Linked DNA regions of Mus musculus: regions 1 and 3 are each linked to region 2. The links are chromatin loops, found by intact Hi-C in ENCODE. Cell type or tissue: heart. All regions are shown on one strand. Each heading gives the region's core, and the rest is flanking DNA. Links, peaks and the distances in the headings are about the cores only.

Region 1 (8,725 bases), core at 6,226-8,725, 270 kb after region 2:
CACCATTCTAGGTACTCAGAGGTCTCCTTCTTGGAGCTGGACAAATTCCTAGAGGATGTCAGGTGAGAGCTGGCATGAGACTGAAGAAAAAGCACTATCAGGCCTGAGCCCCCACCTAGCTACCCACCCCCTTGTCTATCCCCAGGAACGGGATCTATCCACTGATGAACTTTGCGGCTGCTCGGCCCTTGGGGCTTCCCCGTGTGTTGGCCCCACCCCCAGAGGAAGCCCAAAAGGCCAAAACTCCAACGCCAGAACCCTTTGACTCGGAGACCAGGAAGGTGAGTCCCACCTCCTGCTGTACTGTGCTGTCTCTAGGAGTTGACCACAATCAGGGAATGGAAATGGATGCCTTTCTCTGGGGACCCGCCTCTCCCCATCCCCGTTCTCCCCCAGGCTGCCAGAGACCAAATCCAAGCTGACCCCTTTGTGGAAGCTGGAACCGGACCGACACAATCATTTCCCCAGAGGCTTCTTGCTTTTACAGTCCTTCCCCCATCCGGTTGCATGCTCTCTTCCAGAGGCTTTGGCTACGTCTGTTCCCCGTCTGGATCCAGAGCCATTGCTCCGGTCTCCCTTCTCATAGCTTCCTTCGTTCCTCAATACACCCTAAATTCAATTGCCAGTAGTCTACATGGCCTGCCCAGAGAACTAGTGGAAATCAGCCTAAGCCCCAGCCTCCTGTCCTCCTCCTGGTGGCACCTTGGTTTTCTGTACAGTCACACCCTGCGGGGCACAGCGTTTCTTTGCTTTCCACGGTTCTCTTTCTGTTTCTGTCTCTCTGCCTCCCCCATCCCCTCTCTGGCATTGTATTCATCATTCAGGACCCAAACCGAAGGCTGTCTTGGAAGCTTCCCTAATACTCAGGGCTGGTGCAGTAAGACGTGCTTTTCCGACTTCCCTTGGAGACCATTTACCATCTTTGGGTCTCTGCTGCTCCTTCTGGGCTCCTCTGTAAAGCCGTGCTCTGTGGCTAATACACCTTCCCTGCCCACAGGTGGTCCAGATGCAGTGCAACCTGGAAAGAAGCGAGGACAAGGCTCGGTGGCACGTGAGCAAGGGGCCTGGTTGAGACTAGGGAAGATGGGGACCAATCAACTCTGGCGCCGCTCTGACCACGCCCTTCCGTCTGCAGCTTACTCTGCTCTTGGTGCTTGAGGACCGGCTACATCGGCAGCTGACCTATGATCTGCTCCCAAGTAGGCTGGTAGTGGGGTCAGGTGGTGGGCTGAGGCTCAGGCACTGGCTAGTGCCATGACTCATTTGTCCTGTGTTCTCTCTTCAGCGGACAGTGCCCAGGACCTCGCTGCTGAACTAGTGCATTATGGCTTCCTGCACGAGGTGGGCGGGTGCGCTTTGGGTGTGGAAAGGTGCAGGGTCTGCCGAGCTGCCCGGTACTACCATGCTTCCCTACTCATCCACTGCAGGATGACAGGACAAAGCTAGCAGCCTTTCTGGAGACCACTTTTCTCAAGTACCGAGGGACGCAAGCGTGACCTTCCCAGTCCTGACGGCCCAGCAGAGATACAGGGGCTCAGGGTTGTCCACTTGGCAAAGAGCCCCCACACTGCTCAAAGCTGCCTTCTGCCTGTGTTCCCTGGAACTGAACACAGGCCCTGCTAGTGAAGACACCCCCACCCCCCAGCTTTCTGCAGCAGTGTGGGACCCTGGGGTGGTGATGGAGCCCTGAGCCTGGACGAGAGTGGATACAGGTCAGTTAGGGGAACCGCTCCATCTGGTACTAGACAACAGCCATGCCTTCAGGTGGCATAGAAACCTAGGGAAGGAGCCTGAACTCAGGTGTCACAGTGCTGGGCATCAGGCAGACCAGACCTGACCTGATTGGAGAACTGTAGACTAGATAGCTTGGAGTTGAACCCATGGCCAGGGAATTCCTTGGTCCTGCTCAGACCAGTCCTGATCCCTTGCAGACCTGCCTTGAGCCCTCTTTCTGATCTTCCACACTCTTGAGACCAGGACCTGTGTCCTCCCCAAAGCCCTTGGGAAGGATCTTTCTATTCATCATCCCTCTGGCCTAGGGGCTCAGGGGTCAGGCATCCTCCACATTCCCTCCCTGGGGAAGTTGTGTGTTTGAGTTGAGGATGTGGGTTCCTGGCTCCCTCTTTCTCCCCAGCCCAACTTGTCTCTTTCTTACTGGTTTCAAAGTCCTGATGAACGCTTCCCCTCAGAGCCACCCTGGTTTCCTTGGTTCTTGAACTGCCTCTCTCCCAACTTCAAACCAGGTCTTAAACGTTTTTTAAATGCATATATAAATGTAATGCAGTCACGGTCCTTTTTAAACACTTTGTGTATGAAACCAGGAAAGCTCACTATTGTATTAGGAATAGTTCCACATTGCTGCTGTTAACAGATATCATAAACCCAGTGGTTTGAGACGACACACACACACACACACACACACACACACAGAGAGAGAGAGAGTTCTGTACATCAAGTGTGATCCAGGCTCTCACTAGATTAATACCCAGGCTAAGTTCCTTTCTGGAAGCTGGGACTTACCTCCTGCTCCTTCAAGCTATTGGCAGAACTCACTTCCCTGCAATGGTAAGGCAGAAATCCCTATTTTCTCAACAGCTGCCAACTAAGAACCCCTCTCAGCTTCTAGAGGCCACCAACTTTTCTTAGTTCTTCTTTCTCCCCCCTCAAGACCAGCAGCGTCAAGTTGAATCTTTGTCCTGGGCTAGCTGACTGGCTTGCCACTGCTGGGAAGAGTTGGGGCCTTTTGTGAGTAGGTTGGACCCACCAGGATAACCGAGGATGATCCCCTTCTCAGGGTCTATAGATGAACCACACCTGCGCAGTTCCTTCTGCTGTCATCCTGGGCTTTGGTGCTTGGAGAACAGCCGTGGGCGGTGGGTGTTGTTACTGTGGTACCTACCATGCCATCTTAACCGAAACCAAGACCTAAAATAAAACAGATTTGTCATGGGACATCTAATAAATTAAATGAACTCTGATTATGCATGGTCTGACATAGTTTATTTTTAAAATCCACAACAGACTGTACAGGTAATTAAACTGAATTTGAAAACATCAGTGATGTACTTTTTTGGTTTGTTTTTTTTTTATTTTTTTTTTATTTTTTTCTTTTCTGCCTCTGTGTAGCCCTGGCTGTCCTGGAACTCACTTTGGAAACAAGGCTGACCTCAAACGCAGACATCTGCCTGCCTCTGCCTCCCAAGTGCTGGGATTAAAGCCATGCGTCACCATCTGGCTGTTCAGCTTATCTTTCGAGATACAGTTTTGCTATTCAGTTCTGCTTGCCTAGAATTCAGTATCCATAGCAGGCTGGTGCTGTGATTATAGGTGTGAACCATCATGCCTTACAGCAAACATACTGTTTTAAAAGTTGGCTTGCCAGGCAGGGTCAATAGTGAATAGCAAATGCAATCTACCCTGATTTTACAAAAATTCAAATCTCTTAGCCTCAGCCTATGTATTAGTCAGGGTTCTCTAGAGTCACAGAACTTACTGAATGTCTCTATACAGTAAGGGAATTTATTGTAATGAGTTATAGCCTGTAGCCCCAACTAACCCAACAATGGTCAGCTGTGAATGGGAAATCCAAAAATCTAGTAGTTGCTCAGACCCACAAGAAGGCTACTAGTTTCAGCTAGTCTTTGGTATAAACTGGAGTCCTGAAAAAGTAGGCTCTAACAGATGTGCTGGCCTTACTTTGTCCCAGGCTGGCCTTGAACTCAGAGATCTGCTTGTCTCAGTCTCCTAGGATTAAAGGCTACCTTACCTGGACCTAAGCTTTCCATGGTCACTATGCCTCAACTTGCATGTCAGGGTCCAGTCGGAAGCCTGTATTTTCCAGCCTCAAGATCTGGATCACAGGTGTACCCTCCTTTTCTGGATTGGAGTTCATTCCAAGCTGACAACCAGGAATAGTCATCACAGCCAGAAACTCACTACATAGACCAGGCTTGCTTCACTTTCACATGATGCTGGAATTAAAGGCATGTGCCACCGTGCCCCCACAAGCGCGCTTTTAGTCCTGTTTACTGGTTTTTCCATGGTGCCCCCACATGGCAGTCTGTAGGGCTAATCACCTGCCCACTCTCTGCCCCAGCATCACCCCACTTTGATGGGCATCGGTGATGAGTATTACAGTTCCATCAGCGTAGGTTTTAGCAGAGGACAACGTGTCCTACACTATATTTTCCGTATTGCACAATTTTTTGTTTTCTCTGAAGTTAATAATTTTCCTTTTTAGTTCTTTTAAATGGGGTGTGTGTGTGTGTGTGTGTGTGTGTGTGTGTGTGTGTGGTGGTGGTTGTGGTGTGTGCCATAGCTTACAAGGAGGTCATACAGCAACCTGTACCTGTAGGAGTTAGTTTTTTTTTTTTTCTTCCCACCATTTGGGCTCAAGGGGTTGAACTCAGATTATCAGGCTTGGTGGCAAGTCCCCCTTAACTGCTGAGCCACTCCCCAGCTCTGCTCCTTACTTTCTGTTTGCCATTAATTCATCTGTGGGCTCCTCTCAATATTTAGGACCAAGCCCAACTGACTACCCTTCTCTTGCTGGATCTCCACTGAGTGAGCCTGCTGCCTCTTCCTGTGTTGTGGTTCAGTCCTCAGTGTGGGCTGCCCTGCACCAGGATCTGTCCGCATGCCTCTCTCTCCTCTCCGGGACCCATGCATTCCTCTTCACTTACCCCCACTTGAAGCTTCCCAGAGAAGAATGGATGAGAAATTATGGAATCTTTGCCTGTTTATCCTTATTCGAATCTTAGACGTGTGAAACTGTGAGAAGTTTGTTTAGCTGAAAGCATTCTCTCCTCAGGACTTAAGGGTGTCATGTTACATTCTTCTAGTTCCAGGAATTGCCATGCTTCGGAATTCTGACCTTTTGTGTAAGAGCTCTTCTGTTTCTCCTCATTCTTTCTTTGCCTAGTGTTTTGGAAATTATCAGTGACCTGCTACAGTAAAAAAAAAAAAAAAAGAAAAAGATGACATTTTCTTGAATTGTTCATTGATTTCTCTCCTGTCTCCTAGATAAATTATTGAGATGTTGAATTTGTATTTTCTATTGTTTTACATTTGTTTACCAGGTGGTTATGGGTAAGCACGGGCAGGAGCTAGCTGCTCTGAGAGGGCTCAAGGGCAGAGTGAAGACTTTTTTCTTTTCTTTTTTTAATTTAATTTTGTTTTGCTTTCAATCACAGTTTCCTCTTCCACCCCTCCCAGCTCCCCCTCCCCCATCACACCCACTCTCCTGTTTTCCTTTAGATAAGAGCAGGCCGCCCAGGGATCTCAGCCCAACACAGCATAACAAGATGTGACAAACCCTCATATCAGGGCTGGATGAGGCAACCCAGGAGGTGAAAAGGGGTCCCAAGAGCGGGCAAAAGAGTCAGAGACACCCCCATTCCCATGGTTAGGAGTCCCATAAAACACCAAGCTAACAACCATAATATTTATGCAGAGGAGCTAGCATAGGCCCTGTGAGGCCAGCTTAGCTGATTCTGTGGTTACAAATCTCCAATTTTAGGCTCCGTTTGGCTGTGGGTCTCCGCATCTGTTCCATCAGCTGCTGGCAGGGGTACATAGAATCACACTGGAGGCAGAGACAGGTGGATCTGAAAGTTTAAGGCCAACCTGATCTTTTTTTTTTTTTTTTTTTTTTTTTTTTTCTGAGACAGGATCTCCCTATATAGTCATGACTATCTTGGAATTTGCTTGGAACTCAGTGGAAAGGTAGACCAGCAGGGCCTCCAACTCACAGAGATCCACCTTGCCCATGCTTGGAACAGGCACTCAGAAGCAGTGCTTGTTAAAAACCATTGACTCTTCACTTTTGACTCACAAGATACCTAAAGCAGCCAAATACTGTCATCATGCAGTCTGATCTCTGGCTAGTTCTAGAGAAGACAGATTCAACATTTCAGAGTTTTTATCAGCTTACCAAAGATTTTTCTGAAAAGCAAGGTCCATCACTATCAGAGGGTGGTGCCTGGGGTTCCCCCTGGTGGTGGTGGTGAGACCCAGCCCACTCAACATCCTGTGTGTGTGTGTGTGTGTGTGTGTGTGTGTGTGTGTGTATTTTCAGAGTCTCTAGTGGGCCCATCTAATTCTAATTCTTGAAGAATATTGGCCAATGTGATTATCGCTTGTTTTCTTGAAACTTTCAACTTTATGGGTTTTCTGTTTTGTGTTTTGAGACAGGATCTCTCTATGTAGTCTTGGCAGTTGCTTGGAACTACTTGGAAAGGTAGACCAGGTTGGCTTCCAATTCACAGAGCTTCTCCTTGCCCCTGCCTCTGGAGTGCTGGGATCACAGGTATATGCCACCACACATAGCTCAACTTTATTTTTCAACTTATCGAATCGCTCATTTGCAGATTTTGTTTTGTTTTTTTTTGGGGGGGGGGTGTTTTTCCAGACAAGAGTTTCTCTGTGTAGCCCTGGCTGTCCTGAACTATGTAGACCAGGCTGGCCTCGAACTCAGAAATCTGCCTCTGCCTCCCAAGTGCTGGGATTAAAGGAGTGCACCACCAACACCTGGCCGTTTTAATTTTTCTCTTTTTTAAATGGGGAAATCTAAGTTCATGATCTTTATTTTCTTGTTTGGGGGATGCAACATCTTTAGGTATCTTCCATTTCCTTTGTTGTCTTGGTTTCTTTTCATGCTCTTCTGCTTGGTGATTCTGGCTGGCCACTTTTGCTTAAGAGTGAGATGCTAAGCTGGGTCTCAGCGCTTCGTTCCCAGGAGGAGCTAATCTCCAGGCACTGTTGGCAGAGCCAGAACGACTAGTAACCTGTATTAGGGATAGAAGTCTGGAGGCACCTACTTTTTTTTTTTTTTTTTTTAAACTATCTGCACATTTTCGGAGAATTCAAGACACAAGCATCACACACCAGCCTGCTAAGGCCCTCCCCTGGCTCCCCAGCATTCCACTTCTCTGCCCACTTAGGTTTGCTTTCAGTAGAGCTTTTTCCTGTTTAAAGGGGGTACCGAGGGGGAGGAAAATATTCTGCCATGTTTTGCTAAAGATCTCTATATTAAAGTCTGAAAACCCGAGGGGTGGAAAACGAGAATGGCTATCCGGTGGAGTTTGAAGGTGCCTGAGCTTACAGATGTGGTTGGTGCCTTGCAGGCAGCCTTACGGCCACAAAGCCCAGATGAACTACATATTTACACATAGCTCAGGACTTGGGGACTAACGTACACATTTATGCCCACAGGACAATAACCACAGGACAGGCTGGGGAGCCATCTTTTGGGGGCCATCTTCGTGTCAACGGCTATTTTCTCACTAGGAAAGAGACCATATTTCAAAATGAATGAGGATTCCTGACTTTAGATGGACAATGCAAAGGACGATGCATCAGTCTTTTTGTCTTCTGTCTCCGCAGTCTACGAGCTTTCAGCGAGTGGACTCAACTAAAATAGGGTGGTAGGAAAAGAGGCAGACGGAACTGACTCAAAAATGTCGACCCCCCCCCCCCCCGACCAGGGGAGGGCTCTCCGGGTCGCCACTCCAAAACCCCGGCCCGCCCCGTCCTCCTCCGGTACATTAACGGCCTGCTCCGCCCCGGAAATGCGTTTCGGTCTCCGCTCTCGTAGCTATGCCGTACGTCGCGAGATTTCCGCGTCCGACGCCCAGATCGCGCGAGACTGCGGAGGGAGCTGATGCTTGTGGCGCGCGCGGCGGCCGCGACGGACGCAAGATGGCGACGGCGACTATAGCTCTCGTAAGTGAGTCCCTCGCGGCCAGGGGGCGGCCCTCAGCTCGGAGGAGTGAGTCGTCGGCTGGGACAGGGTGCGGAGGGGACCCTGGGTGCGCAGCGGCCCGACCCGGACCTCGTACGGACTTTACCGTGGTCCCCGGCACGCGGGGCGGAGGCGGAGCGGGAGCGCGCGGCTGCGGCCACGGCTGGGGCTCGACTGCAGCTTCCGGCTCGAGGACTCCAGTTTCCGGCAGCTGGGCGGGGTGGGCCGGCCGCGGAGCTGCCCTGCTGGATCCCCGCGGGGCGGTCCTGTCTGCCGAGACTGGGCGACAACTGTCTAGGCGTCCGGTGGCATTAGGGTGTCCTGGTGCCTGCTCCAGACCCGCGCGGCTACGCCCCGTGTTGGGGACGCGGAAGGGGCGGACCCGTTAGCATTTGCTCTGCGCCATGGTGCAGAGACGAGGGTTTCCCGTTCCGTTAACACGCAGGAGGGGAAGAGCATCTCTCCCAACCCCCATTCCCCTCCACACCTTTCAAACAGCCATTCTGTCACTGCCTCTGTGGGGAACCCGACAGCCGGTGCCTGCCTCGGTCACTGGTCCGGGTGGGCATCATAAGACTTTGCTAACCCCCTTGTCTTGGGCTGGACGCTCCAAGGGCTGAACTTGGTTCTGCCCTAGTCAGTCGGGAATGTTCCTTGAATGGCTACCACCAGGAGTTCCTTCAGGGACTATTTATCTCTTGGACCTAACCCCACTGCAATCCAGACTTTTGTTAGCCGCCACCCTCACTCAGAGGGGATGAAGCAAGGGCTGAGACCACTTAAGCCCTAGGTGCCTGGAGGCCAGCCGTAGGGTAGGGTCGAGTAGAGTACACACAGGCTGCCATTCCTCAGCCTTAGCTGGGAACTGCACCTTCATAATGGGAGAGGGGCACTTGCTCCAGCTTGTGAGGGGTGGATCTAGTATGTCTTGCTCACATCAGGGCTAACTTCAAAAGAAAAAAAAAAAAATTCCTGCTTCCGCTG
Region 2 (9,559 bases), core at 7,060-9,559:
GTTGGGGGAATGAGAGTGGGAACACTGGCTGAACATCATTGCTAAATGCAGCCTGCCCGACAATCATGACAGGTCCAGGCTGGCTCTCCTGGTCCGATGACTCCTTCTCTGTGGAAAGGGCTGAAGTGCCCCACTGCTGGGATTCCCTTTCCGGGTTTATGTCCTGGTACAGGAAAGAACAGGAGGCTTGTGTCAGACAAGGTGAAGGTCCTGGCAGAGCCTGGGCCTGATTTCATACCTACCATCAGGTCAGACCCATAGACCAAACGTAAGTAATTGTCGAAGGCTTTGTGGCGCTGCTTCAAGGTTAGTGGGGGCCGAGTTGCTGGGGCCACCAGTCCTTGTATCAGTTCTTGAAGGTCTTGATCCCGGGCTATGATAGTCTCCAAGTCCTGAGGTGGAGATCGGTGGTCGGCCTATGCCTATTTGAAGACTTGCCATGTGCTCCCCAAGCAACTATTAGGGTCCCAGGCCAGAGTCTGAGAGACTGTGGCCTGAGACTGGGCATGGGGCATGGGTGGGCAATGGACTGGCAAAGGGTCAGGACCTACATTACCTTTTTCAACACTGGCTGCTGAGGTTCTGATCTCTTGTAATAGCCGAAGGGCAAGGCCACGCTGTAGATAGGAACAAACAAAGGCAAGACTCTGGGATAGGTCAGAAGCTGGAGTGAGACGTAGCCAGGAGAAAAGATTCCTGGATTGAGAATGTGGTAACACCCCATAGTCCCAAGAGGGACTTGGGAGTGTAGAGAACTCATACACTCCCAAGAGGCCTTTAGCTATCTATGCAAACCCTGCTGCCCCAGGCTGCCACTGCAGCCAAGTAGACCTGCCAGCAGACCTGAGGCTCGCTGCTCCGCGTAGATTGGCAAGCCTCTGCAACTGGCTGGAAGTCAGTGGCTTCTTGCTGGTGAGTGGCAGTGGTGGGTCACTGATCACATCAGAGGCCTTCAGACACAATTTCTGAAGAAGCAGATAGAGCTTCGTTTCCAGGACGCAGCAGCCAGTCCCACCTTCCCTATCTTGACCTCACTATATACCTTAACTAGATAGGATGTAGGTAAGTAGGTCGAATAGGACACCAGGTGGAGGCGGGAGCCTAGTGAGAAAACCAGGTCTCCATAGTTGCTGGCGAAGGCTAGGGCCTGAGGGGGACCATCAAGCTGCAGGAGCCTGCAAGAGTACCTAAGATCTAGCCACTGTTTCAAACAGTAGGAATCTGGGGCAGGGACAGGGAAGCAGAGGTTAGAAGAGCCCCGCTGGGTGCCCTCTAGCCACTAGCTGCCCCCACACCATATGGCCCCAGCCCACCGCAGCAGGTGGTTCTCCCTGGTCCATATTCGGATGGTGCAATCCAGGCTGGAGCAGGCAAATATCTTAAGGGTGGGGCAGCAGCACAGACCTAGGGCAGAACTAAGATTAGGAAGCAGTTGAGGGTGAGGGCACGGGCTTCTCCTTGGCTCCGTTCCATGCTCACCAGTGATATGGTCCATAGGGTCATCCTGCGGTCGGTGGTCACAACGCATTTTGTCACCCAGGCCAAACTGCACCAGGCCATAGGTGGCACGCTCTGGATCCTCAAAGCCTGCAGTGATGCGCTTCCCCAGGACACAGAGCATCACCACCGGGTGGCAACAGGAAAAGGTCTGTAGCAGACTCAGGCATTCCTCAGCGTATGGGAATACACGCCACATCTTTACTGTCAGGTCTCCACCTTTGGGTGGCAGGAGCCAGGGCTGGGACTTCAGGATAGTGCAGGAGCCCCCACCCCCCAGGCCATCTTTGAGGGAGAGAAGGTACTAACCTGAAGTCACAATGCTGCTCCAGGTGGACCCAATAGCAGTCACTGGTCCTGGGCTGTGTGCTTCTGTGTGAAAGACTGTTACTGATGTGCGCCAATCCAACACAGACAGTGTGCCATCTGAGTGCCCCATCACCGGAAGAAACCTGTGGGAAGTGATGGAGCCTGTTGGCCAAGGCTCTGTCCCTAAGTCAGCCACAGTTGGCCTTAACTGGCCTCAGATGGAGGTAGTGCTCACCTATTCTTATTTTTCCAGGCCCAGGCAATGGCACTGCGGAGCATGTCACCCTGATTCTGGCGCACAATCTCCCAGCAAGCGAATGCACTTCGAGAATCTGTAAGATGGCTATAGAGGTGCAGGCAGCAGGGCTGCGGCGCTGGAGGTGGAGGTGGACGCAGGCGGTGTACCACCACCATCGGGCAGCGTGCGGCATTGGCGCGCACTAGGTGCCCTGAGCGTGTTAGCACCCACAACGCTTCTCGAGACAAACAATAAGCCACCCCAGCTGCACAGTCCTCCGGTTCCAACAGCAGTGAACTCACAGTTCGTCCTGTAGTAGCAGACACCAGGTGGACCGATCCATCTGCGCAGGCGCATACAAGGCGAGCAGGCAGAGATGGATCAGTTGGCGCTGGTAGCACTGGCGCCACCTGTATATGGAGCACTGGTGCGGAGAGCTGTGCTAATGGTGAATAGAGGGTACGCACACGCCATAGCTCTATGCTTTTTGAGCAGAGAGAGAGCACCGGCCAGCCAGGACTTGCAGGAGCCAGCAAATGGCTCACTTTCTCAGAGATTATGTCTTCGGTCCAGCAACCGAGAGTTACCTCTCCTACCTGAGCTGCGGCCCGCAGATCCCATGTGCGAATTGTCCCGTCCTGTGAGGCAGACACTGCCAGCGTGCTATTTGGGAGCACTGTCATAGCTGTCACTGGACCTGCAGGAGAGGTGAAGGTCATTTTGGCACATCATAGCTTAAGGAGGGATTCCTGGGATGTAGCCAACACTGGAGAGGGGCAAGCTTAGGATGAGAAAGAGAAGGGCTGCAAAAGCTGCCAGCCTGACATACCTGTGTGTCCTACAAACACCATCCGGATCTGCCAGTCAGCCTCCCACACTTTCACAGTACTATCCCGGGAAGCTGTAACCATGGCGTCCATCTCCTCACAGTAATCCAGATCTGAGATGATGCTAGAGGTGGGGAATGGGGGTGGGGAGGGAGGTGGGGGGGGCAGTGGACTCAGCTCAGCCCGTCTGTGGGTCCTTAGGGGATCTGCCTCCCATCCACCTGTCCCGAATCCCCTCACGTTTTATGCAGATCCTGGCTAACATTTATGAGAGCCCAGTCGTCCAGATCAAAAGTGAGCACCGCCGAGCCATAGGCAGCAAAGCAATGCCAACTGCAGTGGTCAGGTTCCAGCCCTAGGGCCAGGCACTTGAACGAGCCAGACAAGCCGGGTGGTGGCCGCAAAGGTGAACCACAGGGTACCAGACAGCGACCACCTGAACGGAACTTCCAGAGCTCCAGGCTGCCACCCATCTGGGCCACAATCAACAGACTCAGGCTGGGCACTGGTAAACAGCAAAAAGGTTCCTGGTCCAGTGACTTGTTCACCCGTGGCTTGCTTAGCCAGAGCAGGTGGAAGTCTGGCCCTAATATGCTTAGTCCAGCTGGACCCCAGCCGACAAAGCGGCCTATCTCTCCCAGAGGGCCAGGCACAGTCACAAGCCCGTTAAGTATGACAGGAGGCTTCAACTTTGCCTGCTCCCAGCCATCCTTCGTATGCTGATGCAGGTAACCTTCACCATCTAGTACCATGAAGCGTTCACCCACTGGATCCTGCGCTACTGAGCACAGTCCAGCTTCCACCTCGAGGTGACGCAGTGGCTCCAGCCCATGTGTCATGCGAGCGACCCGCAGCTCTGCTCTCTTCTCCTGCAGGCCAGAGTAGACAGATGTACGTGTGAGCAATGGAGGCACGAGCTCTTCTGCCAGGGAAACTCATAAGGACCAGTAGAATCAGGGCCCAGTATCTCTAGGGAAGAGCCCAAGTGGAAACCTCACAGAGAACCACACCTTTTCTACAATGTCGTGGAGGTATGCACGTAGGTGTAGCCACAGCAGTCTGGCACGGCGACGCAGTGACATATTCTGCCATCTCTGACTATTGGTAAAGAGATGCGGGACCTGTGGTCCCCCCAACAGACCCAGTTCTGTAAACCAGTAGAAGATGCACTGTCACCATGGCCTTGTGCCCCAAGCAACAAGGAGCCCTCCTCTGAGGGTCATGCTGGGTCAAGGACTGCCCAGGGAAGTTACACCTTGAGGACTGGATAAAGCCTGAGGAACATCTGTTTTCTAGAGGGGTGCCCGAATAATGCTAGGTGCCCTCACCATTTTTTTCTATGAGCACCCCAGGATCTGGGATATCATAGATGTCATGATCATAAATGTCTACATCCAGAGGTAAGTGGTCACCCTCTGATGAATAGAGGTTGCCTGTTTCTATTAGCCTGTCCTCCATGTCTACCACAGACAGTCCCAGAGGTGAGAGATAGTAACAGCTCTGAGACTTAAGTAACTGAAAAGCAGCCAGCAGCTGTTGCTAAGATACCAAAGCTACCAGCCCCGCCCCACGACGCAGGCCCCGCCCCACGACGCAGGCCCCGCCCCCACAAACTCCCAGGTTCCATCTAAGTCACAGAAACTTTTATTGGAAACAAATGAGCTGCAGCAAAGTGACACTCAGTGCATGTGGCCCACCTGGTAAAGTGGGAGACAAAAGTGGGCACCAGAGGCCGGTCAAAGACCAGACCCCATGAACACTGGGCACCACTTATAGGGCTTCAAACTACTGGCCCTTAGAGCTGGAGTGTACAGGCCCAATAAGAAATACAAAAATAAACTCTGTGGTCCAGCTGTCCTGTCTGTGACAGGCTGTTGGTGCAGAGCAGTCCCGTTTTCTATCAGACCCCGTGCTGTTTAATCCAGCCACAGCATGGGCAGTAGGAGCCTGCAGGGATGAGTGGACATCCACAGGCTGAATCCAAAGGGCTACACAGGTATAGCCTTGGGCAGCGCCAGGACGGTGTCAGTGCCAAGGCATAGCCAGCATCTGGGGAAGCTCTGGAGCTCCTCAGGTAGACAGGTCCAGGGATTGGTCAGAGCTGGATGACGCTGAGACCTCTGCTTCTTCTCATCACATACAGATCACTGGAACCCTAGGCAGAAGTTGGCACACAGTAGGCCTTTAGGAGATAGCACCCAGACCAGACAGAAGGAACCCTGATCTGTCCCACCCATTCCAGGCTCCCGAGGATAGTCCATGGCCACAGCCACCACCACACCTGTCTTCCTCCATGGTGCTGGTCTCCTCTGCCCTGCCCTCACCGCCTCCACCTCCACTCTCTTCATCAGCCTCCTCTGCCCCCAGTTCCAAGTCCAGTGCATTGCCTGCCTCTGAGGGTGTGTACGTGGAGCCACTGGATGGGAGAGACAGCGGACTTAGGATCTCCTTTCCCAGGCTGCCCCAGGGAGAGTAGACCCAGTTAAGGAATGATCTGAGTTGAAGAGGGAACTGGAGAAGGTGAGGTGGCAAAGTACCAACCTGATGGAGCGGCAGCTAAAGAAGACAATTCGCTTCAGTCTCTTATTGTAAAAGAAATAGTTGAATGACCAGAGGCTTCCATCTTCCCCAAAGGGGTCGGAGTCTAGATCTGGGTTATAGCTGAAAAGAGAAAACAGCAGAGGGATGAGGTCTCCACTGCCATACACATGTGCACGCCCAGCTGCAAAGACGTGAGCCCACCTGTAGATGTCACACTCAGCTAAGCAGATCTCCTCATCCACTGCATTCCACAGCTGTGGCTTCAGGGCCTTGAAGTCTTCACGAACAGCTGAAAACAGGCTGCAGTTGACTGCATTTACCACCTACAGGAGGTGACAGTCAGGGGTGACAAGGGTCCAGGGCAGCAGGGAGAGCCCAAGAACCCACACCAAGTGGGGATGGCAATGAGAAGGACCACATGGCTTGGGGCCCTTCTGTTCATCCTTACCCAGCGGAGGCTTGGCTCTCGGCTGAATTCATGACTTCTGGCTGTGCTGAAGTCATAGTCTGGCCGGAAGGACTCATTGAGGGTGGCAATCAGATAGAAGAGGGTCTTGCGGCTGCACTTGTCGCTCAGAGGACTCTCATCCTCACCACCCTGGCTCTTGCTCAGTCTGAACAGAGAAAAATGTCAGCCTTGCCCACTGTCCCACATACCCCAGAAGGTAGTCTCCACCTCAGCTTACCTGCTGGGACTGAGGCCTGAAGTTTGGGGTGGGGACAGTGCCTCCAACACATGGGGCTGGCCCTCCTGGCAGAACTGCTTGAACATATGTTTATCATCTCCCGCCATCTTACACGAGTAGCTTTCAATCCTAAAGAACGCAGGCAGAGTCATGAAGCATGCTAACCCCGAGGCCCACGATAGTGATCTCTGACAGATTGATCCCCAGAGCCTCCAGCCTCACCTGCCAATAATATGGGCATCTCCAGTCTCCACTGTCAACTGTGAGTTGATGGCCTCAAAGCTGGAGTTCTCCAATAGCTTCATGTCCTTTGGGAAGGGAGATTCTTGTGCCAGTGGGATTAGGGCAGCACTACCTGGGAATGTGGGAAGCCAGCATGGCTACCTAGCTCCAAAGGGCTCCACTTTCAGCCTTTCCACCCACTAGCAGAGTACTGTTTGCAGCTCGAGCTAACCTTGAGTCCACCATGGAGCTCATCTTCCTCACCTTACCTGCCCCTGAGAACTCAGCACTGGCTGACAGGGAGATGATCCTATGCATGAGCATGGCATGTCCAGGTTCTACCTCAATCTCAAGTACTATATACTGGGGCTGGCTGGGGGCCCCACCCACTCTCGACATTCCTACTCCATTGACATTCTGCAGGCATCCTCAGACTGTTGTAAGGTCCTCAATAAGAACCTGCTATCCGGTTCGGAACGGGGCATCTGGGGTTTCAAGCCTTGAGGGTCACCTGTATGGGTGCTCCTCCCGGGTTCTATGGGTTGCTTCACTGCTTCCTGTCAAGAGGAGGAAACCCATGAATTCTTCAATTCTATTTGCAAGTATGCCTAATTCGTACTTCGTACGTCGAAGTGTGTAGGATGGGCAGACACACCACCTCTGCTGGCGCAGGCCAGTGGTCTCCTGGCATTGCTGCCCTGCAAGCCTAGAGGTACCAGCAGATTCGTAGCGGGAAACTACAAGCCCCAGGAGGCAGTGCACCAAGAGAGGCGCTCCAGCCCCAAGCAGCATAAGAACTACAAGTCCCATGAGGCACTGCAGCAGCGCGAGGCCCGCCGGGGACTGTGGTTCCCGCAAGCCCGGACCGCTTGGCGCACAAGGCGGACACCCACCTGCCAGAATTGGGCTAGATCAAGCCAGGGTAGACGGGTTGTTTAGTGTCGGTGCCGAGGTGACGGCGGCGCGGGCTTTGCGCAGCGCGGGTTCCTCAGGACTGGAGGGCGGCGCCGCGGCCTCCACTCGGGCCGCACTGTATCCGGGGGAAGAAGCTTCGCGGCGACGTCCCGTTACTCCAGGCCCTGCCGGCCCATACGGGCTGCAGCCGCGACATAGCCTCGCCCCCCTGCAACGCCCGCTTTCGCGACCAACCTGCCGCGGACCGCCGAGATCGTACCAGCCAGAGAACGAAACAGCGACCTCCGCCTCCCCCGACCCGACAACAACAAGCGTCCGACGGGCCCAACCCCACTCCTCTGAATGGTCCACTTTAACCACAGGGCCAGACCACGAGAAACCTTATTGGTGGACTCCTCCGCCACTCGGCTTCACCTTCCACTTCTACTGGCTGCATAGCTTGTCTGTCTCGCACTCGCTAACGAACCCGCCTCCCCTCTTGGTGTTGATTGGTTAGAACCATGCCCGCCCCGCCCCCAGGAGCCAACCCTCTTCCTAGAGTGGTCCACGGTTACGAAGAGCCTCTGCTGTGCTTATGTGTGTTTGTGTGCATTGGTGCCTGGTTCCTTCCGGGAACTGGTATTGTCTTGTGTAGGGCAGCAGCTGTCGTTCGTTCGAACCTTTAAGAAAAGTTCATCCTTGCCTTCTTTTTGTGACCGGTGACCGGTCTGTGACACTGTCTCGGGTCCTGCTGAAAGGTGACTAGCTTGGCCGGACCGTGCCTGGAGATCTGGGACCATTCCTATCGCTTAGCGAGCCATCAGGCTCTGGTAGTGCGCAGCATCGGGTCCTTCTTGTTCTCCAAGCTCTGGGGCATCCGGAACCGAGGCTCACAGTCCGAGTTTCTGGCCGGCGGAAGTACTCGACAGTTCTCTATCACGGAAGCACTCTCGGAGAGTCAGGACTCCGCCGGATCAGAAATGTCGCCGCCCGCCGGCGGTGCGGCAGTGGCTGCAGACCCTGCCTCACCTGTGGTGCTCCTGGCAGTGCACGCGGCGGTCAGGCCCCTGGGCGCTGGACAGGATGCCGAAGCGCAGCCGCGGAAGCTGCAATTGATAGCGGACCCTGAGCGGCCTGGACGCTTCCGGCTAGGACTGTTAGGCACCGAGCCTGGGGCGGTGAGTGTGGGCCCGATTCTGGAATCAACTTTCTTTCGATTACCTTGACGACAGTCCTTAAGCAGTTATTTTTCTTGATTGCCTGTAAAAGTGGGAATAATGCTGATACCTAATTTACAAATCTTGTGAGGAATTGGTAAGATAACAGGCGAGAAAAGTTCAGAGCCGTAAAGATTACCTCGTTCCTTTTCCTTTCACATTCGTGTGGGTAACGAAGAGGAACCACCGACCGAGTACTCTTCCCTGTTCAGGTCAGTTTAGAATGGCCCTTGGAGGCTATTTGTTACACCGTCCGTGGGCCTAACCAACACGAGCTGCAGCCTCCCCCTGGAGGTCCTGGAACCTTCAGCGTGCACTTCCTCGACCCCGAGGAAGCACAGCAGTGGGCAGCACTGGTGCGAGATGCCACCGCAGAAGGACAAAATGGTCAGTGTTGTGAAATAAATGCTTATTTGAATATGTCCGGGCCACCTGGTCGAGGTTGGGGGTAGTGATGGAAAAGCTGGGCACCTAGGAAGGCTTCCAAGAGGAAGGAAGTGGAGAAATAAGAGGTTCAAGAGCTGACCCCAGTACCAGACAAGTAAGAAAAAGAAGAGCAAGCATTGCTGCAGGACTAAGAGTTTAAGGAAAATGGGATTGTATTCAGTGGAAAAACAACAGAGACTTAAAGATAGAAACTCCACAGTGTAGACAAGGCTAAAGGAGGCCAGAGGATCTTAGGAGATGGAATTGATAGGTCTTGTGGTTGTTCAAATGGAAGAGTTAGTGATTATGACTGAGCTAGAAGAACCACTTAGTATGAGGCTTATATCCAGTGCCTGCTTGGAAAAGCATGGACATGGCTGGGACTCTGGAGAGGTAAAGACTGGGAGTTGGAGAAGTCACCCAAAGTCACCAGGAGAAGCATAGAGAAAAGAGGGCCTTGGATGTAGACCAGTGGTTCACAACCTTCCTAATGCTTCAACCTTTTAATATAGTTTTAATACAGTATGGCCCCCAGCCATACATTTATTTTCATTGCTACTTTAATAACTGTAATTTTGCCGCTGTTATAAATTGTAATGTGTAAGTATGTTTTCCAGTGGTCTTAGGTGACCCCTGTGAAAGGGTCATTCCACTCCCAAAGCATTGAAACCCACAAGTTGAGAACCACTGATGTAGATAGTG
Region 3 (9,616 bases), core at 3,539-6,038, 160 kb before region 2:
CTGATTCCCTGAGATACGAGGCTCTGCTGTCTCTGTGCCGCTAAGGTGCAACATGCTGGAGTATATGATATGGCCAGTCTCAACCCAGCACCAAGCTTGGCTAACCCTCCTGGTGCGGACCCGCAGGCCTAGCATAACAGTGCCCATATCTAACCCCCTTACTCCACCTGGCAAAATGCCCACAGTTCCTAGCCTGGGCCTGCCAGCCTGTGCCGCATGCACACGCACACAGAGGCGCCCACCCCGCCCCACTCTCTACTCCTGTCTACCTACCTATGGAGAAGGCTGGAAGGGCTGTGGGCCCGCCAGGATCTCCCGCTTCGCCCACACCCTGCCGCCGTGGAAAGCCATGGGCCCCCTCCCGCCCCCATAACTAAGCAGCACAATAACCGACTTAGCGAATTCAGGTAGAAGGAACGTTTAGGTAGCACCTATTTTGTACTGATTCTACAAGTAGGGCCCGAGGTGCGGGGGGCCCTCGGGTGGGGGCTGTGGCTGCCGGCCCGCCCCGCCCCCACCCCCGCCTGCGCCCCGCCACCTTGTACATACTCCTGGCCCGCAACAGGCCGGGATTTTTACTCGGGCCGTGTCCCTCTTCCGCCCCCGTTTGGGGCCGGGCCGGCCGGACAGACGGACGGACGGACAGACCTCCTTCCTAAGCACAATAGCACCAGCTCCTCGGAGCGCCGCACCTCCACGAGGAGAATAAATGCCACTCTTGATAGAATTTGGAGTGTTGACTGGCGTGTCCTGTTGGGGTGCTGCTAGGGGTATTGGAGGGTGTCTAAGGGGAGAATTCCTGGTTCTGCAGGCTCGGATCAGTGCTGAAATCCCAAGTGAAGAAGAACAGGCCTTGGCCTTTCTCCTACTGGAGAGAGTCAGTCAGGCCAGCAGAGCCAGTGGAACACCTGTCTGAAGGCAAAGTCATTGATTGACCTGGGGCAATCAACTCTGCTCTGTCTCAGGTATTCAGGGGCCACGTAGCTTCTGGGCAGCTAGCCGGAAGTTAGCTCCTGCCCAAGCTGATCTAGAAGCAATCGCTGGCCTGGAATGCTTCTGCTCTATTTTCCTTAGTACTTCTGCAGCTGCATCAACAGCTCTGGTTCCCTCATTCTTTACAATCCTCCGAGATGGTGTCGGAGCAAATGGGACAGTAGAAGCCTCTGCTGGGTGTAGCCCCTCTCCTGGAGGCCCGCTGTTCTCATCCAGTGTCAAGCAAGTGTTAGTGAACCCCAAAAGACCAGTCAGAGGAGCCAATCCGATGCAATCACACCAGAGCCTTTATTTAAGCTAGCTCAGGCTCAGCCCACCACCAACACTGTGCAGGACAATTTTGGTAGAGAGGAACCCCAAGCATCTATCAGGGCAAGGTTTTGTAGAAAGCAGCAAGCGGGGGCAGGGGGCAGTCAAGGGTGGCAGTGGTGGTGGTGGTGTTTCTGGCCTGGCAAGCATCTAATTGGAGAGCTACTATGGCCTTTAGCATAATTGGCTGGGGCTGGGAGTCAACTCATATACTTCTGTTTCCCTCTGCATTGGTTGTTGTGAGGCAGGGGTGGGCTTGTAACCCAGGGATGCAGATTTGTTGGGGGGGGGTAGCCTGGAAACTGAAATTGGCACAGGTCTTGTTGGGGGAATAACCTGGAGGCATAGGTCTTGTTGGGAGGTAACTTGGAACCTTATGCCAGTTTACCAGAGTTCAAACTTAGGTCAGGTGCTCTAAAATGGAGTCTGAACTTAAAAGAGTTGGTCTCTCACAGACCCCTAAACTGTGGGTGTGTGCTCTTGTACTGCTAGACAGCTAGGCTGGGCCAGTATGAAGATTCCCAGGAGGAGAGGCACTTCTGTAACCACAAGTAGCCCTCAGATTCTAGACAAGGAGAACAGAGGAAATAGGAGGCAAGGCTGTGCTGGGTAGAGAGTTAGAGCAGCCACGGGAGTGAGGGTGGAAGGCTCACCCAGCAATGACCCTTGGCAAGCAGGTCAGCAGGTGTGAGTTGAGTGGCTCAAAAACTTTGATGCACCAAACTAGGTCAGTCTTAGGTCAGAGCCAGCCCAACTGCCCACATCCTGGCAAGAACAGGAGGCAGACTCACTCAGATTCCATTCATGTCGAAAGGGAGAGACGTATCTGCAGCAGGTCATGTCCTATGTGCCAGCAGCTTGGAAATTATCCCAGTGGTGGAGGACATGCTCTCTGGGAAGCTGGGACAGCAGTAACAACAGGAATGAAGGCACATCTGGGACTGGGAGAAATGGTTAATCAGGCTCTCCACAGAGGATCTTAACTGTCACTGTCCCTAGCTGGAACAAGATCGACAAGGTTTCTCTGGCTGTCCTGGAACTCAGAGATTCATCTGCCTCTGCCTCCCCAGTGCTGTATTAAAGGCCTGTAACCACCATTGCTCAGTAAGAGATTTCCTGTAAAGGCCTGTAACCACCATTGCTCAGTAAGAGATTTCCTGTAAAGGCCTGTAACCACCATTGCTCAGTAAGAGATTTCCTGTTTGTAGAAGAGGAGCCTAAGGCTCAGATAAACAGTTGTGGGTGAACAAATAGCCTAGGACTGTCTTCACATAGTACTGTCTCCACCCACCCAAACACCACTTTTTTGGTGGTAGCAAAGGCATACAGGAAGTCTTGTATCTTCCTACTTTCTAGAGGACCCCACAGTTTCAGGGCCTTGATTGCTTCTGTTTCTTTTCTTTTTTTAAAAAATATTTATTTATTTATTTATTATATGTAAGCACACTGTATCTGTTTTCAGACACTTCAGAAGAGGGCATCAGATTTTCTGTTATGGATGGTTGCAAGCCACCATGTGGTGTGTGTGTGTGTGTGTGTGTGTGTGTGTGTCCCCGCTTCTGTTTCTTTATGTTAGTAGGCCAAAAGGAATGGAAACAGCTTCCTGGAGGGTTTTGATGAGCCCTCTTCTCCACCACTGCAAACTCTCCGAAGCAGGTTTTCCTTGGCCTGCTTGTAATCCTAGGGTGCTGGGTTCAGCCTGAAGCTGTTTGTGACTTTTTTTTAAAATTAAATTTTTAAAAAACATTATTTATTGTATGAGTGCTCTGCTGCATATACACCCACATGCCAGAAGAGGACATCAGTTACCCTTATAGATGGTTGTGAGCCACCATGCGGTTGCTGGGAATTGAACTCAGGACCTCTCAGAAGAGCAGCCAGGGCTCATAACTGCCGAGCCATCTCACCAGCCCTGTCTGCACACTTTTTTTTTTTTCAAGACAGGGTTTCTCTGTGTAGCCCTGGCTGTCCTGGAACTCTATAGACCAGGTTGACCTCGAACTCAGAAATTTGCCTGCCTCTGCCTCCTGAGTGCTGGGATTAAAGGCGTGTGCCACCACTCACGTTAAATTTCAACAGTGAAGCTGTCTGCATATCGCAATCATCCATTCCAGCCTTTCCTCCTTGAATCAGGCCCTGGAACTCTGACATCGGTGCCATCTCTTTGGCACAGGTCTCCATAGAACCATCCTTCCTGATGGCTCTGGTCATCCTCTGGTCTCTTCACTCCCATGGCCTCTTGGAGGCTGACAGCTGTAAGGCTGAATGTCAATGAATAGCTGTCTCCAAGGAGGACTTTCATTCTCTTGGATGGTGTGGATTCATCTCTGGCTTTAGTGGCAGCCTAGGCCTCAACCTTCCACTTTTAGTTTTTGGTTTCAAACTGGAAGCTGGTGTAGCCAACGTGCTAGCCCAGGAGAATGTGGAAGCCTCGTATTCACTTAACAGAGGAAGGAGCGGGAAAGGCATGGCAGAGCTCACACGACTTACCTTCACTTCAGGCTCCCAAAGAGACTTTTTCTTTCACTCTGCCTCCTTTTGGGGTCACTATTCACAAAGACCTAGCCCTTGCCTTGCCAAGGACCAGATGAAAGACTGGGCCAGCAACAAAGGAATGCTCGGAGACACTGACCAGGTTGGCTCTGATCCACAAAAGTCCAAGCCTGGGTTCGCTTTTCTCTGCATATGTACAAAGACACCACCGGCAGGGCAGCCCAGATTGCTCATCATGAGATGTGTCGTGAAGAAAGTGTGACCTGAGGGAAGGAGTCAGTGGATACTACAGAAGTGGAGGGAGCTTAATAGGAAGACTAGTAGCATCCTGTAGGAGAGGCTACCAACCTTGTCCTATAGAGGTGCTTCTTAGGCCTGCTATTCCCCAGAAGAGAAAGCCACTATTCTCCTTGGTCCTTTATAGTGTTTCTGAAGGAAATTAGGTGCTTCCTCAGGTCTAGAATGTATGCACGGCGGTGTCTAAATCAGGCACGTTGCTTGTCGGGCCCTCGACAGCACTGTGGGGCGGTAGAGGAAGAGGCCATGGTGACTGGTGAGTTGCTTCTTTTAACTAACTGGGCAGTTGCACACATTTGCTGTAATGCGAAGCTGGGTATTTCTCCAGTTTGATCCTTTGACAGGCTATGTGCTCCAAGGTACATTTAAACTGGTTCCTGCCTAGCAGCTAGGGATCTTTCGGAGAACGATGCTGCCAGAGCAGATAAGTCTGTCGGTTGTGCGCTCAAAAATGGATTTGGAACCGCAAGACGTCAGCGCAGTTTCATAAATGACCTACACTCAAACCGCTGCTGGGGATGACGAAAGGATGTTTTTACATAAGTGGGACAAGAGGCAAGCAAGAGGTCAGAGGAAGTGCGTAGCTGCCAGGGAGCCAGGAGCCGGGGCAGTTCTCCTCCCGCTTGCTCCTCGCAGTGAGACAGCACCTCGGACCTCTTCCACCGAAGTTCACAGCCAAGCTGCACACTAGTTGCTTCTGCCAGCCTGTGACTGCAATTCCCAGAGTGCTATACGTCACCAGCTCCCGGTGCCTTCAACTCCCAGGAGGCTCCGCGCTCTGCTCCCGCGACTCCCAGCGTGCTCCGCGTCTTCGATTAGGCTCCGCCTCCGCTCGGCCTCGGACTACAAATGGACTCTCCAGTTGACGCCACAGCCAGTCAGCTGCTCCGCAGCATCGCAGCCTCAGCGTCGCAGAGGTAGTCGTGCGCTGCGCCGGCTACGGAGGCCGGCAGGGGGCGGCGGCGGAGGCCGTTGCTCAGGGTCCAGAGGCGGGGCCGCGGGCTCCAAGCGCTGAGAGCCGGCGGAGCACGACTGGGCCGCGACGAGGTGCGGGCCGAAGCCATGGGCGACCGCGGAGGCGCGGGAAGCTCTCGGCGTCGGAGGACCGGCTCGCGGGTTTCCGTCCAGGGTGGTAGTGGGCCCAAGGTAGAAGAGGACGAGGTGCGAGACGCGGCTGTGAGCCCCGACTTGGGCGCCGGGGGTGACGCGCCGGCTCCGGCTCCGGCTCCAGCCCATACCCGGGACAAAGACGGGCGGACCAGCGTGGGCGACGGCTACTGGGATCTGAGGTAGCGGAGTGCCTGATCCCCTTACATCTGACCTCTCCAGTGACGCTCCTAGTTCTTAAAAGTTGGCCACAGCTTTGCGAGTTACGCGGCCGGGGCTCCCCTGGGGCTGTACTGGGACACGGGCTTTGGGGAGAGGGTCACTTGCCAAGGTCACCCAGGTGTGGTCGTGTAGCCGACCAGGGAGTCTGGGTAGAGGAGTGGGCAGCAGCCCCCTTTCCATATTGCTTAGGAAAGTAAGCACACCTTGAGGCAGAGTCCCTTGAGGTCCTTTCTGAGGAGTGGGTAGCAGGAAATGTGAGCCCCGGGGGGGTGGGGGGTGGAGATGAATGGGCTTTCTTCAGTGGAAGGAGGCTGATGTTTTCCAGGGAGGGTTATGATGAAGAGTTACCTTTGCAAAAACTACGAGGGGTGTCCTGTGGGTAGAGAAGGCTGCTAGAGGCTCCAGAGGACACACGCCTGTTTGAGGCGATGGGTATGGGCGTTTGCTCGGGGCAGAGGACAGTACAGGAAGCTTTCTAGTACTAACAGGCTGCATGGCTTATTCACCCCTCTTCCAGCAAGTAGGAGGGCCTGAAGGAAGCCCAGCTTATGTTACCAGAATGACTTCGGGCTATAGGGGCAGAGCTGACTACTAAGTGAGACTTTCATCCCGTGGTTGGAGTACCGGAGAGAGGTTTGGTATGAACACACCTATGGGAGAGGCCCTGCTTAGCTGAAGAAATGGAGACTGTCTCCTACAAAGCCGGCCCTGAGACTCTTTTTGGTGATCATCATGGGACCCTTTAGTAGCTCTGGGTTAGGAAGTACCTGAGGGGCTTGGAGGAAGTGGCTATCTAGGGTGGCAAAGTCTGGTTCTCTTTGTATCAACAATCTTTTTCTAGTGGGCACGGTGCCCCCCACGCCCCAGCTGCCCTAGGGTGTTCACAGTTCACCCAGGAGATAAGATAACTTCAGTGTGAGGCAGGTATGGCATATTATGAACAAAGGTCAGGTAAGGAGGCCTTGGAGGCAAGAGTGGGGGAGGAGGTTGGCCCTCCTTAGAGGGATCATGATTTTCTGTAAATCAAAGCTGGTCTTGAGAGAGGCTGGCCTCCCATTTTCCACCTGAAAAGATGTTGTGTGTGTGCGCTCTCTCTCAAACAAACACACAAACAGGGTTTCTCTGTGTAGCCCTGGTTGTCCTGGAACTAGTTCTGTAGATCAGGCTAGCCTCAAACAGCTCCACCTGTGTCTGTCTCCCAAGTGGTGGGATTAAAGGTGCCCGCTGCATCAGAAAAGATGTTAAGGGTCCTATGTCCTAAGGTCCTGTGATCCTAACAATCCCCTATTCTGAATGCCCTCATTGTCCTTTCCTTTAGGAGTCAGGAGTTTGGCTAGTATGACCTCTGGAGCAGTGGGGAAAGTATCTTTTTATCTTTGAGGTCTCAGTTGTAGGCCAAGTTACTATGCAGGGATAGGCAAGAGAGAACAGTCACACCTCCTGATGACCATTGAACTCAGTGTACTCCGGTGGGAGGCTTGTGCAAGCTAGGAAAGATGTCTATGTGTGTGGAAAGGGTCTGTGCTGTGGCCCCTTCTCCTCCATAGATGGATGTTGCATTATGGGGATGGGGAGTTTGTCATCCCCCAGTGGGCAGTGGGCCTCAATCCATGTTGGGGATGTCACAGGGCCGGAAGCCTCCTAGGTGAGGAGCTAGATTCCATCCCTCCACATTGGTGGGCCAGGCTCTGCCTGCCCTCTTGGAGTTGGCCTGTAGCTCAGCCTATTGCAGCTCTTCCCTTGCCAGCTCCCCCTCCCCCTGCTGCTGTTGCTCTTGGCAGCCCAGCTCAACTCTCACCCTTCCTCTTGACTCCTTGAGCTTCTGTGTCTTCCCCTCCCTAGTACTTCCTGCTCACTTTAAGCAGGGCCATTGAGCCAGGTTCTGGATGTCAGCTCATTTCTTCTATCCTATGGCAAGGTGAGGCTGTGCGTTTTGTCTACTGAATGGCACCCAAGGCAAGACCTTAATGGTGGTAGGTTTTTCCCAAGGTATTTGTCTTTGATTATCTTTTGTACATCTCTGTAGCATGGTCTAGGAATTATGAGTTGCTTGCTCTCTTGTAACCCAGGGCTTGGGTCAGAGAGCAGCACAGAAGTGTCAGGTGTCAGCTAGAAGAGGAGCTGGCATTCTATTCCCTTCCTTTCTATTTGGGGTCAGATCTGAACTGTGTGGTCCCTAGATGAAGCCCATACTTAGAGGTTGGTCCTTGAGTGTGGCACAGATCTTGGCATGTGTGTATGGATGGGCTTATTCTTGTTCTACAGTGTTTATGTGGAGTTGTAGGAGAGTCAAGAGAGGATGCCACCTCTTCCTTGTTCTCTGTGGTTAACTCGAGTAGGCCTGGGTAAAGGACCTACCATAAGACAGGAAGGAGGGCCAGCTATCCTGTGTCCTTTTAGTCTCGGAGTGAGTGTAAGACAGTTGGAAGGCACAGGACACAGGCAGGCTCTTTAGTAGGTGAGAGGGTGGCAAAAACAGCTGTCATCATGTAGCCAGCTCCTCTTTTCCCTGCTGGCCATTTCTGCAGCCTGCCCTTCAGCCTACTAGCTTCTGGTCACAGTGGCAGGCTCGGAGCTTTGCAGGCAATGGTTGATGGGGGCTTCCTCATCAACCTGGGACAGATATCTCTGGCCTAGGGAGGGAGGGAGTGGCATGGGTGGAGGCAGGGCAGTAGGAATGCTGCCTTCAAGATGATGGATGGGAGAAGAGGACCCAAGACACCAGTGTGGACAGTTGAGGAAGGAATTGGAAGCCCAACAGAAGAACCCTGGGGAAAAAAAACCCAAAACCAACCAACCAAAAAACCTCCTAGGATCTTGTCTGCTACACCAGGCAAGGTGTCCCATCAGGTGGCACATGCTTGCAATACCAGCACTTGGGAGGTTAAGGCAGGAAAAGCAAGGCCAGCCTGGCCTACATAGGTCATGTCTCCTAAAAACACAACACAACACAACACAACAAAACAAAAAAACAAAAATTATCTGCTTGCAGTTAGCTCTGGAAAGCAGGACCCCATTCTATACTTTTGTCCTCATTCTGGAGATGGGCATAGAAAAAGCAGCATGGTTTCCTTGGTTACCCAAAGGGGAGAGAGGTCAGTCTTGTGAAATGGCTTTGGTTATGTGCAGGCAGTGGTGGGTTGTGCCACAGAGGCCAGCCATGAGGTTTTGGGGGCAGGAGGCTTTGGGATATGCTGCAACCACAGGGTTTCAGTGTGGGGGAGGGGGACTGGTGGGGAGGTCTAGTAGACAGACTGGAAGATGCCTTCCTGCTTGTCTCATGGGGTTGCCTCTTAAAGGCAGCTACATCAAGCCAGTGAATACCCCAAACAAGGGCAGCCACCAGATCTGGGGAGAAAAGGGATTCAAGGTAGAGATACAGCAGTCATATCACATGGCTTGTATCACATGGGCCTGGTGTTAGATGCTGGAAGCCTAGTCCCGAGGAAATGGACAGCTGAGAGTGGTGTTGGGATTCTGTCTCACTTTGGTGCTGCTGTAGCATGGCACGGACACTAAGAAGGATGTGACTATCTTCCTACTGACCAGAAGCTAGTGTAGATGGAGCTAGGTGCCAAGTAGATATCAATTCTATTAATTAATTAATTAGTTAATTAAAAGATAGTGTTTCTCTTGTAGCCCTGGCTATCCTAGAACTCTGTAGAGCAGGCTGACCTCAAAGTCAGAGATCTGCCTGCCTCTGCCTTCTGAGTGCTAGGATCAAAGGTGTGTGTTTTTTTGTTCTTTTTTTTTTTTTTTTTTTTTTTTTTTTTTTTTTTTTTTTTTTTTTAGATCTTAGTCTTGACAGCAAAGATTGAATTTGTTGGCACTGCCCCTCAGCCTCTTTGACCTTTCTTCTGGAGAGGGCTGTCAGAATTCCAACCCTAACTAAAGCTAGGGCTTGTCCCTTGTTATTGAGGGTCACTAACAAGGTCAGTCCTAAAAGGGCTTCAGTAGGATGGTGCCTATAATAGGTTTCCTGACCTGCTCCTCATCAGATGCCCCAGGGTAGAGGTGTATGTGGTGAGAGGGAAGGGGAGGCCCTAGCCTCTTTGCTTACAAAATCTAGGTCTTGCTCAATTCTGTGTGGCTTCCTGGTGGCACAGCAGCTGGAGGGCAAGGTGGAGCCATAGTTGGTGTGAGTGAGGGCATTAGTTACTGGGACTAGGGCTCTGGGTTTTTCCTGTTGTGATTG

What was found. Hi-C counts contacts between places; a loop is a spot of excess contacts. Peaks named below come from ENCODE experiments on the same cell type or tissue, not always from the same donor. Only the 100,000 strongest peaks of a DNase experiment are listed, where the experiment ranks them.
Region 1: it touches region 2 in a loop (3.0-fold over the local background); 13 of 42 quality-filtered maps call a loop at or near these places.
Region 3: a loop joins it to region 2, with 2.4 times the contacts of the local background. A loop is called at or near these places in 2 of 42 quality-filtered maps.

What each region holds. Positions count from the first base shown.
Region 1 is chr15:76,079,847-76,088,571 of GRCm38, reverse strand. Puf60 (poly-U binding splicing factor 60) reads left to right here and starts at 7,626. Exons shown (of 12, transcript NM_028364.2): 1 at 7,626-7,722. The coding sequence starts at 7,699. Nrbp2 (nuclear receptor binding protein 2) reads left to right here. Exons shown (of 18, transcript NM_001358359.1): 13 at 12-62; 14 at 146-281; 15 at 998-1,051; 16 at 1,136-1,199; 17 at 1,286-1,341; 18 at 1,428-3,057. The coding sequence ends at 1,496. Gm48952 (a long non-coding RNA gene) reads right to left here and starts at 6,046. Exons shown (of 2, transcript XR_003951572.1): 1 at 5,933-6,046; 2 at 2,982-4,946. In heart, for the core only: no CTCF peak of the experiment used is centred there; DNase peaks (open chromatin) are centred at 7,621 and 7,941; H3K4me3 peaks cover 2,000 bases; H3K27ac peaks cover 1,989 bases.
Region 2 is chr15:76,349,314-76,358,872 of GRCm38, reverse strand. Sharpin (SHANK-associated RH domain interacting protein) reads left to right here and starts at 7,763. Exons shown (of 9, transcript NM_025340.2): 1 at 7,763-8,392; 2 at 8,644-8,818. The coding sequence starts at 8,195. It overlaps Maf1 (MAF1 homolog, negative regulator of RNA polymerase III), which reads right to left and starts at 7,579. Exons shown (of 8, transcript NM_026859.3): 1 at 7,214-7,579; 2 at 6,321-6,453; 3 at 6,099-6,227; 4 at 5,861-6,026; 5 at 5,614-5,735; 6 at 5,413-5,532; 7 at 5,153-5,287; 8 at 4,495-5,026. The coding sequence starts at 6,403. The coding sequence ends at 5,005. It overlaps Gm35339 (predicted gene, 35339), which reads right to left and starts at 4,412. Exons shown (of 24, transcript NM_001378250.1): 1 at 4,200-4,412; 2 at 3,882-4,018; 3 at 3,112-3,740; 4 at 2,874-2,995; 5 at 2,042-2,741; 6 at 1,807-1,949; 7 at 1,480-1,716; 8 at 1,314-1,404; 9 at 1,043-1,175; 10 at 844-965; 11 at 557-617; 12 at 243-392; 13 at 1-163. The coding sequence starts at 4,329. In heart, for the core only: a CTCF peak has its summit at 8,226; DNase peaks (open chromatin) are centred at 7,142, 7,652 and 8,122; H3K4me3 peaks cover 2,500 bases; H3K27ac peaks cover 2,062 bases.
Region 3 is chr15:76,507,320-76,516,935 of GRCm38, reverse strand. Dgat1 (diacylglycerol O-acyltransferase 1) reads left to right here and starts at 4,942. Exons shown (of 17, transcript NM_010046.3): 1 at 4,942-5,381. The coding sequence starts at 5,155. It overlaps Scrt1 (scratch family zinc finger 1), which reads left to right. Exons shown (of 2, transcript NM_130893.3): 2 at 1-733. In heart, for the core only: a CTCF peak has its summit at 5,019 (motif pointing right); a DNase peak (open chromatin) is centred at 4,915; H3K4me3 peaks cover 1,813 bases; H3K27ac peaks cover 1,740 bases.